Linked DNA regions of Mus musculus: region 2 is linked to region 1. The links are chromatin loops, found by intact Hi-C in ENCODE. Cell type or tissue: heart. All regions are shown on one strand.

Region 1 (5,000 bases):
AAGGCTGTCTGTTGGCTTTCCCCACTGTGGAGGTACAGTTTCTATCCCATTGATCCTGTGAAAGGCAGCCTGTATATTCTATCCACTGTGTCTGGCAACCCCACAAGATACACAAGCCACATTCAAGAACAGCAACCCCATGAGTCTGTCATCCTACACAGCTCAAGACAGTCCAGACGTGTGTTCCAGAACATCTGGTAAAGTCGAATATTCCAGCCAAACAGCAATCACCAACTCTGCTATTCCCTAACATTGTTCTTTTTGAGATAGTCTCATATATTCCAGGCTGAACTCTAATTTGCAATGTAGCCAAGAATGACCTGAAACTTCTGGTCCTCCTGCCCCCCTTCCTAGCTCTGCATGTACATATGCATGAAGTAGGTAAGTGCAGTCAATAATGAGATTTCAAAGCCCTTCCTTTCCTCACCCAATTTGGCCAGAAGGGAGGAGCAGGTGTTTGTAGCTTTGAATTTCCCAGCACAGGGCCTCTGTTTCTTAGGCTGATCTTTGTCCACACCACATCCCTGCTTGTTCAGTTGAGCTAGATGACCTCTGGGGAGGTGGGTTAATGCTACAGTGGGAGGAGGCATTCAGGAACCTTGCTATGAGATAATTGTGCAGCCAGGGGCCAGAATGGCCCTCTTCTCCTGTGATGACACCCTAACCAGAACCTGTGAACACTATCTTAGTTGCAAAATGGACTTTTTCCAACTTAAACAATAAAAGACTTCTATAAGCCTAGGCTGGCCTCTATCTAAGTCACTGAGCAGAAGGTGACCTGAACTTCTGATCCCCCTGTCTCCACCTCCTGAGCGCTGAGACTGCAGGTGTGTACCACTATGATCAGTTTAATGCAATGCTGGGAAATGAACCCTGGGCGTCACGCACACTAGGCAAGTACTCTACTAACTGAGCCACATTCCTTAGCCTCAGAAGTGATTCTTGCGATGAGCTGAGCCTGCATGCATACAGCAGAGATAAGGCAAGCTGTGCAGCAACCAAGGATCTTCCTCCCATTGTCTCCAGACCCAGGGCCCAGCAGGCACTGGGGCTTCATGACAAAGGCCACACTCAGGTGTGGTGGCACACACCTTTAATCTGGGTACTCAGGAGGCAGAGGCAGGACGATCTCTGAGTTTGAGGGCAGCCTGGTCAACAGATTGAGTTCCAGGACAGCCAGGGCTACACAGAGAAACCCTGTTTCAAAATGAAACAAAACAACAAGTCACCTACTGCTTGGATTCCCTTAGCAGCAGAGTAGAGAGTCGTTTACTCTTTCTGACCCCAGGCATTCTTCTCTACAGAGGTCAGACATAAGCCCAGAGGGCTGAGATGTGGTTCCGAGGTAGGGCATTCATCTACATATAGGAAGCCCTAGGTTTCATCCCCAGCACATAATAATAATGCTAAGTCTGTCCATTTGAACTTGTATTTTATTTATTATTATATGTGGATATAAGGGCATACACATGCCATTGACTTATATGGAGGTCAGAGGACAGCTTTCAGGGATAGCTCCCCCCCCCCATCTTTCTGTAGGTTCCCTGAAATGAACTCAGGTCAGTAAGCTTGCCTATAAGCACTGGCAACCTGTCCTCATGATATATATATATCATGTCCCCGATGATAACGAGGACAACCACAATAATTTGAAGTTGCTTATAAAGAGCTTAGTGACTCAGATTCAATCCCAGATACTCAGCTGCCCAGGGAAGTTAGTACGACCTTATCTGAAAGCAAACGGTGCAGAGGGGCTGGGGATGGCTCAGAGACTGAGTGCTTGCCTGGGATGACCCTGGGTTCAGGCCCAAGTGCTAAATACTTCTAAATGCTTATAACTAGACATAGTGGTGCATGCCTTTAATGCCAGCATGCTAGAAGCAGAGACAGGCAGATTTCTGTGAGTTCCAGGCCAGCCAGGGCTACAATTGTGAGAAGTCTCAACAACAACAACAATCATAGTAATTATAATAGCTCATAAAAACAATAAGAGTTGGGCATGGTGGTGCAGTTGAGAGGCAGAGGCAGGACAATCTTTGCAAGTTGGAGGATAACCTGGGCTACTTCAGGAGTTTCAGTTAAGCTTCTACATAGTGACCTAAACAGCCTAAAAAGCCTAAAGAGCTCAGAAAGATGAAGAGACTCACCCAAGGTGAGTCACTTAATAAAAGGGACTAGAGTTGAATGTCAAGTCCATTGAAACCCATCTGGTGTCCAAACTTCCCCCACTCTGCCCCCACCTGTCTGGCCACAATGGGCAGAACTCCCAGGGTGGTTGGCTGTGAAATTTCTTGTGGCCCTATTTGTTCCTTTGCTTCATTTTGTGGCTTTTCATTCTGTGATCTCTGGCTCTCATCCCATTCCCTAGGGCTCAGACCAGACCCAGGCCAAGCAGCAGGGGGTGCTATACTCCACTCTAGAGCAGTCCCAAGGAGCCAACAGGGAAGAATTAAGGTGCTGGCTCTGAAGAACACTGTCCCTAACACCACCAGGCACCTACTAGCTCACGACTTGCCCCTGTGGCCTGCTGGGGCAATGCAAGGCGAGCAGACACACCTCTTAGGCAAAGGATGCTCAGCGCAAACCAAGTATGCAATTGTGCTGGTGTCTTTATCGAGGAAGTCACTGTCCAGGCACACTAGCACTTACTCTTTGCCATGGCCCTTTTATACGTCCAGATCTTTCCTCTCTGAAGAGTACTTTCCTGCCTTCATGCCAGCACCTGCAAGGGACCCAAAATGCTGGCACAGTAGTACATACCTCAGGAGCTGAGGGAAGAGAATCAAGGCCAGCTTGGACTACGTAGTGAGACCCTGTCTGAAAAGGAGAAACAAGGGAAAAACAAAAAACCTGCTCTGGAGACACAGCTCAGTTGGCGGGGTGTCTGCCCACCATGCATAAAGCTCTGGGTTAATCTCCAGCACGTAAGAACCAGGCAGAAGAGCACAGCTGTGATCCAGGGTTCAGGAGGATTGCCAAGGTCATCAGGACGACATGAGCTATGAGAAACTGCCTCACAAATGGGCTCAGTGGGTAAAAACACTTGCTGTAGGGGTCAAATGCAGTACACTCAGTTCTCTGGACCCACAGTGGGGAGAATGGTTTACCGAAAGCAGTCCTCTACCTTCACACAGTACCTCATGCTTATGCACGGGGCACACACACACACATAAATCTTAAAAAGTAACAAAATACAAACAAACTAAAATCACAATAACAATAAAAACTCAAACCCAGGCCAACAAGATGGCTCTGAGGATAAAGGCACTTAGCACCGAGCCCAAAGACCTGAGTTTGAACCTTGCATCCCACCCGGTAGAAATCAAAAATCAACACCCACAATTTATCCTCTGATTTATACACCCATGCCACAGCAAATGTCCACCTACACACACACACACACACACACACACACACACACACACACAACTAGCTAACTAAATAGAAGCTTTAAAGCCCTCAAATGCCAAGGCTCCTGAGCACTGTGCCTTTACTCTGTGGCTTCTGTCTTCAACCTGAAACTCCTACAGCTTACTCTGTGTGTGTGTGTGTGTGTGTGTGTGTGTGTGTGTGTGTGTGTGTGTGTGTGTGTGTGTGTGATGTGAGTCCCCGGAGGACAGAGATGCCAAGCAAGGATTCTAAAACAACCTTGAGACCTCCCCACTCAGAAGGAGGGGTGGCAAACTCCATTTCCCAAGAGCCTACCAGCAGCATCCTTTGAAGGAAGAACCACCTCGAAGTCTCCACCTTGAAGGCTGACCTTCAAACCCCAGGTCAGGCAGGGGATGGTGGAACCAGAACTAGCCCACAGTGTGACAAGGTGGGAGCCCCTGAACGGTGTCTTCAGACACAGGCTCAAAGCTATTTGCTTGATGTAGGTCATTGTGGCTAACTGTGACTAAAGGCATATCCACTCCTTCTCCCCCATCCTGTTTTTTACTTTTCAGTTTTTCGAGACAGGGTTTCTATGTGTAGCCTTGGCTGTCCTCAAACCTGTTTTTGTTTGTTTTGTTTTGTTTTGTTTTGTCTTAAGACAGTGTCTCCTGTGGTGCATGCCTTTAATCCCAGCACTCGGGAGGCAGAGGCAGGCTGATTTCTGAGTTCAAGGCCAGCCTGGTCTATAAAGTGAGTTCCAGGACAGCCACCAGGGCTATACAGAGAAACCCTGTCTTGAAAAACAAAAGAACAAAACAAAAACAAAAACAAAAACAAGACAGTGTCTCCTGTAGCCCAGGTTGGCCCAGGCTTGCTATGTAGCCCGTGGCGACTTTGAACTTCTGATTCTCCAATTCCTTAGTGCTGAGATTCGAGGATCAAACTCAGGGTTTTGTTGATGCCAAACAAGCACTCCACACCATACACGGCCCTTGACCACCCTCTTCCTCTTTACATAGGGGCTTGTCAACAAAGGACCTGGAACCCACATTATGGCCCTGAGTGGCCTTCACCTCCAGAATGTCAGGATTACAGGTGTGCACCCCCATACCCAGGCTCCCGCTTATCCTTTCAAGAGTCAGCTAGCTGATCAGCAAACTGGAGAAGGTACCCAGCATCAACCCTGGCTGGCCAGACAGACAGAACTCAGAGCTGATCCCCGACTCCGCACAGCATATCCTCTGGTTTCTTTTTCTCTTTAATCATTAAATCACACACAAGCCAACAAAAACACGGCAGTCAGACACTCCCCTATTTCACACAGCCCTTCTTTCCCCTCCTGCAGAATTTTGCGGTAAAACTTCAGCTTTACAAGAACATGCAACAGAAAGAATTAGGGAACTCAGGCGATCCAAAACCAGCTAAGTGATGGTTTCGAATTTTTAAAATATATATAATGTAAAGCAGTTCCGAGAAAAGTGAAGTCACGGCCTAGGTTGCTTATTCTCAGTTCTTAGAAAAGAGCATTTCAAAGAGGAAGCTGAGTGGGGAGGGCACACAGGCTGCCGCCAGAGCCGCGGTCTGGCGGGTGCTCACTGATAAACTGACTTTGATTTGGCAGCTGA
Region 2 (5,000 bases), 180 kb after region 1:
GCCCTGACTCACGCCACCTCTGTTTCCCTCTGAGCCCTGAGCTTGCATCTCCTGGCACAGCAAGGTGGGTCATTAAGATGGATGTGAAGCCAGGCAGTGGTGGCACACACCTTTAATCCCAGCACTTAGAAGGCAGAGGTAGGCGGATTTCTGAGTTCGAGGCCAGCCTGGTCTACAGAGTGAGTTCCAGGACAGCCTGGGCTACACAGAGAAACCCTGTCTCAAAAAACAAAAACAAAAACCGAACAAAAAAGATGGAGGGGGCTGCAAGCCCTGCAGAGCTAGCAAGAGGTCATAGAAAAGCTGAGATGGGGGACTGCTGAGACGCGTGGGTAGCCCTACTCACTATAGAGGCTTTCACACATGAAAAAGAAGCCAATTGTCATATTCCCCAGGTGGGCACAGTGGAGCCTTCACCCAAAGGCACCTCACCACTTCTCCTGTCACTGTTACCGTCAGATCCCAGTCCAGCAGGAAAAGTGTGTCCCACAAGCCACTGCTTCTCTTACCCATCACCTGGCTTGGCTGTGGCAATGGCCTTTCTGGAGCAGCTGGAGGCATGGGGATTTTTGCCTTCAGAGGGTCTCCACTCTATCCTGCCATGTTCTTTTTGCTGTTTGTGTAGATATGTGTCCTGCCTGGTGCAGAAGTACTGATTTTTTTCAAAAGACATTTAGATATGACAGAAAGGACTTTGTCATTGTTCACTTCCAAAAAGGAAGCAGGGGAGAAAAACACTGGTACATATGCAAATCAGGCATGGCCACACAGACCTGTGCATCCATCACTTATCAAAAAGATACAGAATTGGAGGCCAGCCTGGGCACATAGTGCTATTATGTACTAACTAACTAACTAACTAACTAACTAACTAGACAATGATAACAGAACCAAACCCAAAGCACTGTTACTAGTCAGGCATGCCCTCTAGCCTGCCAGAATGTGTTAGCCAGGCTCACTGTGAGGCTGTAGAGGAAGATAGGAAATTCAGGGGACCTGGGAAGGGGAAGGCGTCCGTTCAAAAGCCTACAGAGTTGGTGTCTGTCTTCCTAAAGACACTGCTAGGAGGACATTAGTGAAACCTAGCTTGCTCACTTAGGGCAGGCTGCTTGTGGCCTTGAGTTTAACTCTGTTCACTGTCCTCACCCCTCACACATCTCACTTCCAGAGGGATCTTTACACTAAGACAAATGACTGGCTTATATGCGATCTTTACATGGTTTTAAAGGTCTACTTTCCAGGTTTTTTTCCTTGAAACAGTGTTGTAAATTACACCCTTGGAACAATGTAACCTAAAAAGCCATGTCCTTTTGTGTCCATTGTAAATACATCCAAGTATGACTTTCAAAAGGCCTGTGCCTGTGCCTTGGATGTCAAACTCCCTTCCCCCACAGCATTTAAGTATGCCTTCTCCCTGTCTTAATAACTCTGCTGCAGGTCCTTTTTGTGGCATAGTCAAGGGTTTGGTTTGCCTGAGCAGAACTCCTTAGGCTGCTGGTGGCAGGCACCGCTGTGTGAATTGTCCCCCTGAGCAGCTGACAGGACGGCAGCAGACAGGTGTGCCTGTGTAACTTGGTTCAGCTGAAGTGGGGCGTCTCCCTACTCCTGGTTTCTACCCTGTGTTCCCCTTTGTTCTCTTCTCCTCACTGCTGTAATGAGCAGGTCTAATCTGGGCTAGCAAAGGCTGTGAAGGGATGAAGAGGAAGAGGAGACTGATGCTCAGCAGGGAACTCAAGGATGGGACCGAAGGGAAGGCCCAATTGAAGATGGTTCATAGGGACCTCTGTGCCGGACAGGGCAAGGTGGGGAACTTCCGATATCCTGACTCTTCCCCTGCTAAGGACTCCATGATGCAGCAGTTAGCATAACAGCTGCCATGCACCCAGGGTTATATTATGGACCGTTTAGTTTCTACAAGCATTTTGTTTTGTACATGTAGCAACTGAGGCTCACAGTTTCAGAGAGACACCCAGGGTCACACAAAGCCTTGGTACTCAGACTCTAACGGACTCCAGCTCCATACTTCTGCTCTCACCATGATGCCAAGAACCAGAGAGGTGTGAAGGAAGGGTTGAAGTGCCAGGAACTGAAGTCAACTGTGCTCAAATCTGCATTTCCAAAATGACTTTTAGGAAAACCTTGGGAACCTTGCTCGCCAGGGGATGAGATGAATATGCTTTTCGAAGAGCTGATAGTTCCTGGATATGGAGGGCTCCTGACCGTTAGGCCCAAACAGAGAGGGAGTGCCAGCTGGTAGGGAAGCCCATGCCGAAATAAACCTATGGTAGCTGGGGGGTGATGAAGTCACCCCACCAGCCCTATGGTATCGGAGACCTCTGCTCAGCTCAGTTAGTGAGCACCCCTGGCCTGTGAAGAAAAGTGGGGTGATTCAGAAGGAGAACTCAGACCTCCATCCAGTCTCAGCTGGCAACACCTCTCAGAGGCCTGCTGTGCCTCAGGCGTATAGTGCATGAAGCTTTCCCATTTTCCAATGAAGGGACCCCAAGGTCAGGCTGAGGATGTGTCCTCATATCCCTGAGCTGGTGGTCACATTATAGAGAGAACCCTCATCCCTACCTTTCCATCTGCCTCCTTCTTGGTGCCCTTCCCTGTCCTCTAAGGTGAGGAGTCCTAAGACTCAAGGAGTGCCAGGGAAGGAAGCTGCTGGGGGCACACAGCTCCACTGCCCCCCAGTGGTTAGCATGCTGCCACGGCCTAGGTCTGTGAGCTTTTACTGAAAGCCACAGCAACTTCCCTTTCACCCTGTGAAATAAGTGACATCCTTCTTAACACCCGTTATCAATCTCTGACTGCTTTTAATAGAAGCAGCTCACAGTGTGTGTGTGGTAGATATAAACAGAGGGGAAAACTGCTTGCCTCAGGGCTTTACAGAGAGAGGAGGTGGGGTGCTTTAAAAGCGCACTGCACCAGGGCTGCAGTTGCTCTGGGGGCTGGGGAGAGGGATTACTGGAAGACGTGTAGCAATGAATGGTCCATGGTGGAGCCTGGGCTCCGCAGCAGTACCCGTGCCTGTCAACATCACATTTTGCTGCCTGAGGACATTTGTCACAGAAGACTGTGGTTTGCTTGCCTGTCATCCCTTCTCTGAGTGGCCCCTGAGCTGATTCAGAGAACCCACAAACACAGCAAACTGCTTTCCCTCAGCCATGACTTTCAAAGGGCTTCTGAAGCGCATTCCTCTGAGGCAGGTCCTCCTCAAGTGAGTCTTCTGAGGACCTGGGCCCATGCACATGACGTACTACTGCCTGATGCAATGGAGAGTTTGACAGAGCTAACTAACATTGCAAGCATGTTTCTGGATGATTTTAAAATAAACACCGACAGAGTGGAGGGCTGGGAATGTCTAAACAGCAATTCTGAGTGTGAAGGATGGCCGGAATCTGAGTGACTGCAGCTGTGTGGCCTGGACACAGGAGTGATGGATGCAGAAATTCCAGCTGCAGGAAGTCTTCCCTGGCACCTCTCTGATGGGCCGACTGGCTTGGAGGGGGGGCCTGGCAGGCTGAATCCTGCTCCCTGACAGTCGTCTTGGCCTTCTAACCAACTCCATTCTCTGAGCTAGGAGCCTTCTCTGGGCCACCTCCTGACCCTTGACAAGGGCTTCAAGTTGAGGACTCTTGGATGGAAGCTGTTTTTCTGTCACACAGGTGGCAAAGATGGCCAGTTTTTCAAGATATGAGCTATCATTAAGGTCCCTACTAGCTCTAACTCAGCCCAGCAATTGCACAGTGGTAAGTCCCTTCCAGTAAAGCACCAGGCTGGAATACAGCTGCCGACAGGGCTCACACTCACGCTCCAGGTCCTCTGAGACACTGAGTAACCAGATGCAGTACAATGCCCGTGCTCATGGTACTTGCACAATGGACATCATACACTGGGCACTTCCACTGAATGCAGTCAAGTACAATAAGCTCCACCCATGTTCCTGACACAGGAAAGCCCCACTTCAAAGTGCCAAAACTAAATTGCAGAACACGATGAATACAGTCCTAGTTGTGTAAAAATGGCAGCCATTCAGTAGGTCAATATTTACTGAGTAGCAAATAAGAGCAAGGCCCATGTCAGGGCTGGGGTGACAACCGTGATACAAGCAGGCCAGGCTCTGTGGGAAGACAGGTGTGAGTGTGTGCAGATACAAGGGCGGGGAATCAAGAGCCGCATGCCCCAGGCTAGCCTGGGTGAGGCACTGGGCAGGAGAGGAAGATGACATTCACCTTTTAGCAGACTATGCGTGGTTTTAGTCTTTTACAAAGGAAGTATGTTCAGCTATTATTTGCTAGGCAAACATGTATACAGCAAAGAGAAGGCGTGGAAGAGCGTTCCAATTCCCAGCACCAGGATGGGCTTCTATCCTAGTGTAAATACAGGGCTGAGGTGGAGTGAGCCAGCTGTCCAGCCACTGTCAGTGGGTATTGATCGGGATCATTTCTACTCTTTGAGAAGAGGGTGTAGAGGACAGACTAGCAGCAAAGTGCACTGTGGAGGAGCCCATGGCTCGGGGCTATGGGTACTCTCAGGCCTGAGGCTACACCTAACAGAACACAAAAATTCAATTATACTGAACTGCCTGTCTTCCCCTTCCAGGATGTCAGGTGCAGTGGAGAAGCTGTGACCCTCTCCAGGTAGCACTCTCTGGGTGCAGAGGTGTTTTGCGTTTCCTGCCTTCAGCTATAAGTGGGTCCTAGAGTCTGGACCCAGAACATCAGCCTGTATACTGAAGCAGAACCCTCTGGCTTTCATTTCTGGCCAAGGGGTATCTGATGCACCTAGAGCAGAGTCTTGTCATAAGGATGGCAGGGTTATTGAGGAGGGAGGTAATCTTTAGCTCTCTGCCAACTTCTCCCTGCCTTAGCTGTAGAGGGCAGACTAGCAGCAACTAGTATACCTTTGAGCTGTGCATGCAACCTTTCAGAGCCTTGAATCTCCTAGTCTAACCCACCAGCTGCTTCTCAAATACAGGAAGGTTGGGAAGGATGTTG

What was found. Peaks named below come from ENCODE experiments on the same cell type or tissue, not always from the same donor. Only the 100,000 strongest peaks of a DNase experiment are listed, where the experiment ranks them.
Region 2: a loop joins it to region 1, with 2.1 times the contacts of the local background. A loop is called at or near these places in 9 of 42 quality-filtered maps.

Annotation. Positions count from the first base shown.
Region 1 is chr16:10,844,124-10,849,123 of GRCm38, reverse strand. No RefSeq gene overlaps it. Among named protein-coding and RNA genes, the nearest start is that of Rmi2, 12 kb to the right of the region's middle. In heart, CTCF peaks have their summits at 580 and 2,401 (motif pointing right); DNase peaks (open chromatin) are centred at 184 and 2,393; H3K4me3 peaks cover 294 bases; H3K27ac peaks cover 1,004 bases.
Region 2 is chr16:10,663,494-10,668,493 of GRCm38, reverse strand. All of the region lies in intron 18 of Clec16a (C-type lectin domain family 16, member A), which reads right to left. Gm15558 (a long non-coding RNA gene) reads left to right here. Exons shown (of 5, transcript XR_384655.3): 5 at 1-134. Among named protein-coding and RNA genes, the nearest start is that of Gm52264, 7.6 kb to the right of the region's middle. In heart, a CTCF peak has its summit at 2,701 (motif pointing left); a DNase peak (open chromatin) is centred at 2,618; H3K27ac peaks cover 2,513 bases.